Linked DNA regions of Homo sapiens: region 2 is linked to region 1. The links are chromatin loops, found by intact Hi-C in ENCODE. Cell type or tissue: sigmoid colon. All regions are shown on one strand. Each heading gives the region's core, and the rest is flanking DNA. Links, peaks and the distances in the headings are about the cores only.

What was found. Peaks named below come from ENCODE experiments on the same cell type or tissue, not always from the same donor. Only the 100,000 strongest peaks of a DNase experiment are listed, where the experiment ranks them.
Region 2: a loop joins it to region 1, with 1.8 times the contacts of the local background. A loop is called at or near these places in 1 of 110 quality-filtered maps.

Annotation. Positions count from the first base shown.
Region 1 is chrX:17,456,826-17,461,220 of GRCh38, forward strand. All of the region lies in intron 1 of NHS (NHS actin remodeling regulator), which reads left to right. Among named protein-coding and RNA genes, the nearest start is that of MIR4768, 33 kb to the left of the region's middle. In sigmoid colon, for the core only: no CTCF peak of the experiment used is centred there; a DNase peak (open chromatin) is centred at 2,376; H3K27ac peaks cover 281 bases.
Region 2 is chrX:17,517,182-17,521,576 of GRCh38, forward strand. The region is part of intron 1 of NHS (NHS actin remodeling regulator); the gene reads left to right. Among named protein-coding and RNA genes, the nearest start is that of NHS-AS1, 40 kb to the right of the region's middle. In sigmoid colon, for the core only: no CTCF peak of the experiment used is centred there; a DNase peak (open chromatin) is centred at 2,380; H3K27ac peaks cover 340 bases.

The DNA of each region.
Region 1 (4,395 bases), core at 269-4,268:
GATTTGTAAATGGGTTGGATGTTTCAAGAAGCTGCTACAAGAGCGGATTGGGAGAGGATGGGAAAACCAAATAGGGTGAAGAAAGAAAGCTGTAGGACTCGGCTGGGATTTTTGAGGCCCAGAAGGCTGTTTTGTTTATCTCAAACTCCATAAGCTGAGATGTATCTTGCCCTTGAGGGGGTCAGCTTTTAATGATAATGATGATGAAGATAGTGTTGATAATAATAATGCAAACAAAAATTAACAGTGAACATTTAACAACCCCTTTCTGTGTATCAAGTGCTGTTTTAAGTTTATTATGTCAATGAGCTCAGTCTTGATTCTAGCCTTGTGATGGCAGTTATCCTATTATTTCCATTTTAGAGATGAGGAAACAGAAGAACAGAGAGGTCGTCTTAGTCCATTTGTGTTTCTATAAAGGATAACCTGAGGGTGGGTAATTTATAAAGAGAAGAGGTTTATTTGACTCACAGTCCTGTAGGCTGTGCAGGAAGCATAGCACCAGCATTTGCTTCTGGTGAGCACCTCGGTAAGCTTCTACTCGTAGTGGAAGGTGAAGGGAGTCACCTGGCATCACATATCAAGAGAGGAAGAAAGAGAGGGGGTGGAGGGAGGGGCCAGGCTCTTTTTAGCCATCAGTTCCTATGGGAACTAATAGAGTAAGAACTCACTCCTGGGCACCAAAGCATGCATGAGGGATCCACTCTCACAACCCAAACATCTCCCACCGGGCCCCACCTCCAACATTGGAGATTAAATTTCAACATGAGCTTTGGAGGAAACAAATATCCAAACCATAGCAGAGGTTAAGTAACTTACCCCAAAATCCATAGCCAGCAGACCAGGATTTAGAGCTGGAGACTGCGATATTCAAGGCAGATCTCAGAAAAGGACCCAGTGGGCTTAAGATTTAAAGTATGGAGAGCATCATATACAGTGAAGCCTCAGACTCTCAGCTTTATGAGGGTAGAAACCATGTATATTATGTTCATTGTGGGATCCAGCACAGAATGTATTCCAGGCCTGACACAGTCCTTGTGCTCTTTCAGTGCTTGTTGACTCATTGATTTTTGATAAGGCAGAGAAATGCACAACCAAGACATGAAACTTTGGTACATAAATTTAATGAACAAATGCCTATATTTATATTTGTTCTTTTATTTAATAAATATTCTATTGAGCCTCTACTATGTGCCAGGTGTTAGAAGTAGAAAAATGAATACAATGTGGTTTTTTTGCCCATGAAGAACTCATGTATGGAGATATATGCATACAGCCCAACCTTTTCTCTCAATTTCTCTCACTTGCTGTCTGGGTCTCTCCTAAGGCTCATCATGTGTTACCTGGTGTTAAAGTTTTGTTTTTCATGTGTTTGTGTGTGCATGCATTCTTTTTCTTTGTTTGTTTGTTTGTTTGTTTCTTGACAGTGTCTTGCTCTGTGTCCCAGGCTGGAGTGCAGTGGCGAGATCTCGGCTCACTGCAGCCTCCGCCCCCTGGGGTTCAAGTGATTCTCATGCCTCAGCCTGCTGAGTAGCTGAGACCACAGGCGCACACTACCACACCTGGCTAATTTTTTTATTTTTAGTAGAGATGGGATTTCACCATGTTGGCTAGGCTGGTCTTGAACTCCTGACCTCAAGTCATCTACCTGCCTCGGCCTCCCAAAGTGCTGGGATTACAGGCGCGAGAGGGAGTCTCACTCTGTTGCCCAGTTTGGAGAGCAGTGGCTTGATATCGGCTCACTGCAACTTCTGCCTCCCGGGTTCAAGCAATTCTCCTGCCTCAGCTTCCCGAGTAGCTGGGATTACAGGTGCCTGCCACCATGCCCAGCTTATTTTTATATTTTTATTAGAGTTGGGGTTTCGCCATGTTAGCCAGGCTGGTCTCGAACTCCTGACCTCAGGTGATCTGCCTGCCCTGGCCTCCAAAAGTACTGGGATTACAGGCGTGAGCCACCGCACCTGGCCTGTGCATGCATTCTTTGGGTCCAGTAATTGATTATAGTTACTTCAGGCAAACTCCACCTATTATTCACCTTTGTAACCCCAGGAGCAGTGCTACTCTAAGTTTGGTCCATGGACCAGAAGCATTAGCATCACTTGGGAGCTTGTTAGAACTGCTGACTCTGGACTCTACCCCCAGACCTACTGCACTAGTAGCTCTGGGGGTGGGACCCAGGAATTTGTGTTTTAGCATTTCTCCGGGAGGTCCCCATGCATGCTCCAGTTTGAGAAGCACTGCTAAGGATAGGGAAGCCAGGTTCTGTCATGTGTGATTGCTCAATAAATAATTTTTGCTTGATTGCATACATAAATTACTGTATGAACAGGGAAAGTGGGTTGGTCTTACTAGGTCTGGGCATGACTCCAAGCATCCATTTTGCCAAGTCTGCGGAGACTGTGAGGAGGTGGAGTCGTATTTCCTTCCCTCTCAGAAAATTTGGATGGATGTGTTTAAATGGCTGGGAAGATAGACTCCATCAGCATCAATGTGGGAAATGGTGAGCAACTGAGCATGAAACCTGATGGGAACCAAGTGAATGGGCCAGTTCGTAATGAAGGCCAGAAGATAAAACAGGGTGGAGTGATGATTTCACAGAAGGGCTGAGAACTCTGTGCAGATGGTTTGGGGCAAGATGCTAAAGCCACAAGTTTACAAGAATTGTATGCTTGGGACTCTTTTCTGTTCCAGGGACTTATTACAAATTAAGCCCTCCCTATTCCTGCATATGTGGCAGAGCCTTGCTGTAAATCTATTTCAAACTGTTTTTTCTTTCTCATCTTATTCTCCTTTTCTCTTTCTTTAACTCTTCCTTCCCTCTCTATCTCCTTTTTCCTTTCTGACCAAGAGGCTATTGTTGTCCGTGTTTTGATCAGGGCTAAAGCTACCCTGTGGCATAACATTTGTTAAGGACAAGGATGTGTGGGTTTTTGTGAGTAATCAGCAGCTGCTTTTGGAGTCATGGTTTTAAGGAATCTCCCTTCCTCAATAGTGTGATCATTCCCTCCTCCCAACACCCCCTTCCAAAAGAGAAAACTTGCATAAGAGCAGTTGGCTCAATATAATAAAATATAGCTTGGCATCATGAGCTTTATAAACAAGAGGCATTTAATACACTGCATAGAGTTTTGGCAGTGGGAGGGACAGTAGCAGCCAAGGAGACACATATGGCTGGGTTTAGCAGCATCCTGGGCTCATAGGAAGAGGATCCCCAGCTTTAGATCCCTGTTGGGGGGAGGTTGGGTGAACAAGAGGTTAGAAAGATGAAGATGGTTCAGCATCCAGGGAACACTGTTATACCCACATTTTCCCAAGTACAATGTTTATTTATTTATTTTTCATAAACAATTACCTAGTGCCTGTTTTAGGTCAGGCACTGTTCTCTAAGCCTTTACATTTTTCAGAGCAGCTTTATTAAGATATAATTTACATGCCATAAAGCTCACCTATTTTATTTTATTTATTTATTTATTTTTAATTTATAAACAAAAGAGGTTTAATTGAATCACAGTTCCACACTGCTGAGGAGACCCCAGGAAACTTAAAATCATGGTGGAAGGTGAAGGGAAAGCAAAGCACATGTTACATTGCTGCAGGCAAGAGAGTGTACACAGGGGAAACCGCCACTTTTAAAATCATCAGATCTGGTGAAAGCTCACCTATTTTAAATGCACCATTCAATGATTTTTTTTTTTTAGTGAATTTACAGAGAAATGCTACCATCTTCACAATCTGATTCTGTCACCTCTTATGCCCATTTACAGTTAATTCCAAATCACACCCCCAGCCCCAGACAACCATTAATTTACTTGCTCTCCCTATTAATTTGTCTTTTCTGGACAGCTGATGTAAATTGAATCATATAATATGTGATCTTTTGTGACTGGCTTCTTTCACTGAGAGTAATGTTTCTGTTTGTTCCTTTTGATTGCCAAATGGCATTCTGTTATATAGATAGGGTGCTTTACATTTATAACCTCAATTCATTCTTATAAGAACCCCATGAGGTAGTTGCTTCTGTTATCAGCAATTACAGATGAGGAAACTGAGGCACAGTTAGGAAGTTGAGGGGTAACGATTCAAGCCCAGGGAGTCTGACCTCAGAATCTGTGCTCTTGGGCTCTCTTGCTATGTTGCCTCTCCATAGGTACAAAATATGTATTCACTTCTAACTTGGAGAGTTTCTTTGATATAATGACCACTGAATTTATTGAATACCTACTTTGTGCGTGGAACTTTGCTAGGTACTGTGATGGACTGAGACAGGTTTTGTACCTTCAAGGAATGTAGCATTTTATTTGGTAGAGAAGACTCAGATCCACGTGATCAAGTGGATTCTCTAGGGCCACACAGAATTCCATGTGATCCAAAGCCTAAATGCACACGCCAGGTATC
Region 2 (4,395 bases), core at 96-4,095, 60 kb after region 1:
AGATCACGGATGAAAGGTTTTAGTCTTGACTTTTGCCATTAACTAGCCATGTGACCTTCATCCCTCTAAGCCTTTGAGGTAATAAAGGGACTTGGGATTAGATTTCAACCCAGGATGCACATTAGAGTCACTGAGGAGTTTGTTGTTAAATGTTGATGCCCAAATCCAATTCTAGACCAATTAAATCAGAACCTCTGAGGTTGGAGCCAGGTTGAGAATCACTGGATTAAATGATCTGTAATTTTCCTCTAAGTCTTCAATGCTATAGTGAATCACCTGTTACAGATAGTATAGCGTATTACCTACTTCCAAGCCTTAGGAAGGAAAGTGTCATTTGCATTGTGTGCCTCCTATTCCTTTTGAATCAGTCAGGGCCCTGGTTTCAGGGTGGGAAGTCAAGTTGGGCTGCTATCTGCCTCAAAATCTTCATTCCTAAGGAACTACTAGTATTGGGGAGAATGTTAGAGGGCTTATTGTGTTGTAAATGGGCCCTCACTCTTTTGGTGGAAAATTAGGGGACCAGAGAGAAAGAAGAGGAGGATTTAGGTGTCTAATTTCAAATGCTATTTGTTTGTAAGAGAGAGAAAATCCATTTATTTTAATTCAATTTCATTTAGTTAGGCCCTTTCCAGTCTCAGAAATGATTTAAGGTATCAGGGGAGAACTAATATTAGGTGTCTCCATTCCTCCCTCCTGAGAAGAGTTCCATGGAGAAGGAAATGCTCTGGTGTGTCTCATCCATATTCCCTAGAGTATAGATGAAATCAGAGTATTTCAAGGGTGGGTGATTGTATCAGTCAGGACCAGCCCAGTAACAAATGACTCCCAAATCTCACCAGTTTACAACAGCAGATGTTTTTTTCTTGCTCATGAAAAATGTCTGATACAGGTCAGCTACAGCTCTCTCCTGTCTCCTTCACTCCAGGACTGGGGCTGATGGGATTGGTCTCTGCCTAGAACACTGCTGGCCCAAGTGACAGATAAAAGAAGAGAAAATGGTGAATCACACACTTGATCTTAATGTTTATGCTCAGAAGCGACACAACCCTTCTGCTCACACTTAATTGGCCAAAGCAACTCATGTGGCCCAGCCAACTCTGAGTTCAACAGAGCAAAGATGGGGATGTGTCAACCTTCTGCAAGGATAAGGATGAAAACAGTAATACAATCTACTACGGTAGCAAAAGATGCTGTAGTAAAGAGAGTCACAAACTCCCATCTACACAAGGAGTGAACGCATGGCCACAACCCAAGTTAGCTCATAGCTGTCATGGCCTGCCTCTCCCCGCCCCTCCAGTTGATCTACCAGAGTTCACTTTTGCCCTGAACACACCAAGCAAGAGCCCTTGGGACATACTGTAACAGCAATTCCTGTCATGCTGGCCTCTGCTGATCTTTGACCTTTCCAAAATCCTTCCATCTGCTGAAAGATGCTTGTTTGCTCTCCATGCAGATTTACTGATGACTTGAACAAAGATCTAGGATGGGCTCAGCCTTTCTACCTGGCGGCAAGGAAGCATGGTGGCTGGGAACAATGGTTCTCAAATTTGGCTGCACACCAGAGTCACCTGGGGAGCTTGAGAAAATACTGATGACTGGGTCCTACTCTCTGAGATTCTGATATAGTTGATCTTGAGTGCAGCTTGGGCTTGGATGATTCTAACGCAAACTCTGAGAACCTCTGGTTAAAAGCACCAGCTTCCCAGCCAGCTGAGACCTGGGTTCATAACTTGACTTTCCCATTTCTCAGCTGTGTTGCTTTTGCCCAAGTTACTGTATTTCTCTGTTGCTTGGTTTTCTCATCTGTCTCTATGTCATAGGCTTTTGTTGTGATAATTAGAGGAGGGTGAATAAAGCACTAAGTGTTGTGCTTAGGTTCTAGTAAGTGTTCAATATGTATAATAATTGTTGTTACTGTCATCATGCTGCAGCTTCCTGTGCTGCACGAATGCCTCCTGGAAAAACCAGCTGTTCTACTAGATTGGCCGTTGAAGAAATGGTTGTAAAAGCCATACTGTGCTATTAAACATGATTACATTTAGCAATGGTCTAAGCAATGGGAATGAATGCAGCTTTTGGCTTTCCTTGACATCTCGAGACCTCACAGCAGAAAAAATCCTCTGGACTTTCTGGAACCCTCACCACTCATTCTTTCATCTCCAGTATGGAAGGCTTATTTTGGGGGAAGTGTTTATGATGAAACCAAAAAGTAAAAAAGAAAGAAATGTAACAATTTTGAAATGTGTCTTTCCATTGTTTTGCGGCCCATTTTAGTTTCCAATATGAATGAGCAAGCTGTTGAGAAGTAAGGGGGACAGCATGTTGCTGTCTTCCCAGGGCCTTACACAACAAGGAGGCTTGGGCCAGCTGGACTGAGACCCAGGAGCACTTGCACACGCACACCATCCGCCCGGATGTTCCGGAGTGTGTTTGGGTTTCACTTTGAAATAAAACATGAAACATGGGAAGTGCCAGGAAGGGGCAGGGTGGCTATCAGATTAAAAGAGCTCTAATACCACTTGACCACTTGCTTCTAGCTATAGTCGTATTTCTTTGTGGTTTAGGATAACCCACCGGGACCACCATCCTGAGGGACTTAGGGGAAGGAAGAGAGATGATCACTGGTGTACCTCCCATCATCATCATCGTCATCATCATCCTCATTTCATTTAAAATAAGGATGTAGGGCTCTTCAGTCTTTTAATTCTGATTTAGCAAGTTCTTTGCCTCTTAATCTCTCAATTCCCAACATAAGGCATTTCCCACTCCCCACCCCCACCCCCATTTGTGCTTATGGAGTTTTTAATGATTTAATGAGCAAATGTCAAGACTTACATTTCTGTTTCCAGGAACTAGTTCTTGATCATTCCTAATTCTTTGCATATGACACACACATCAGAGTTAGTTCCATTTGACATTTGTGAATTTATGGGAAACCTCATCTTTGTGGACATTTAAAACTTGGCTGCACCCATTGAATCCACCCTAGGGAATAATTTTGCAAGGTTCCCTAAAGGATTAGGCGAGATAACCAATAACATGCTATTTCTGTAAATTCCAATTCTGGGGGGGCTTTGATGAGAAAGGCACTTTTTCATTTTTGTTTTCTTTCTCCTGCAAACATGGAAAATAGGAATGTCTCTGAATGATTAAGATCTAAGAGTGGATAATGAAAGCACAGACAGTGATAGTCTTGCTGACTGCCAAGAAAGCAAGCTCTGTAGGGATTTGGGACTGGCTCGGAGGATAGCATGGATTGCTCACATTCTGTTTGGACAGAAAGCAGAATTGCTGGATCTGAAACATTTTACCCCTTTTAGGAATTGCTTCTCCAGTTGTGGACATCCAGCTGGGTTAACATGCTGTCTGAAGGGCATCATGCTTATTGTCATGTTAAGAGGGATTGTAAGGGAAGAGAGGGAGAGACTGGAGAGAAGAAAATTAGCAATTTTTAAATGGAATTTCCCTAAGCATGATTGGGAAGTAGAAACACATTTCCATCCATTCTAAATATTGCCGTCATTATTTGGGTGAAATTGTGCAAGCATGAACCCTCTTTCTTAATTGCAAGTGTAATTTCAAGATGGAGAAGAGGCTGTAAGTAGAGGGTGTTTTCATTTATTTGAACTGGGATGCATACCCTGCCACCACTCTCTTTATTTACAGGTGTATTTTAGAGCCTGCTTTCTCAAAGTGGGATCCATGGAGCCAGCAGCATCGCATCGTCAGGGAGCTCATTAGAAACAAAGACCCTCAACCCCACCCCAGACCCACTGAGTCAGAATCTGCATTTCAGCCAGGGCCCAGGATGGCTGGCTCGCACGCACAGTACAGTCTAAGAAGCATTGCTCTTGAGAATTTTAAAGAGTTATAGGTTCTTTCCTTGCTGCGTTGACTCTCTGCAACCCAGTTACATGAAGGAGCCCAATTTGGCCCTCTCTAAGGAGCACAAAGCTAGGGGCCTGTGTGCTCAGAAATGTTATATCCATGGTGGGAATAGAAATGTTCTGTTCCAGAAAGTCTAGTTGGAGGGATGGCAGGGGCAGGGTGGCAGATCTGTTTGAGATGTCTCTTGTAATGTGTGACCAATGAGACCTTGCAGAATTAAGCTGGGTCTCCCATTTCTCTATGCTTTTGCTACTGAGGAAAATCTCCAGTGAGTTCTACCTTTTTCTCCCTTCCCTCTTTTTTTTTTTTTGAGACAGGGTCTCACTCTGTCAACCAGGCTGGAGTGCAGTGGCATGATCTTGGGTCACTGCAGCCTCGACCTCCCTGGGCTCAAGCGATCCTCCTACCTCAGCCTCCAGTATACCTGGGACCACAGGTGCACGCCACAATATGTGGCTAATTTTTTTGTCTTTAGTAGAGACAGGGTCTTACTGTCTTACCCAGGCT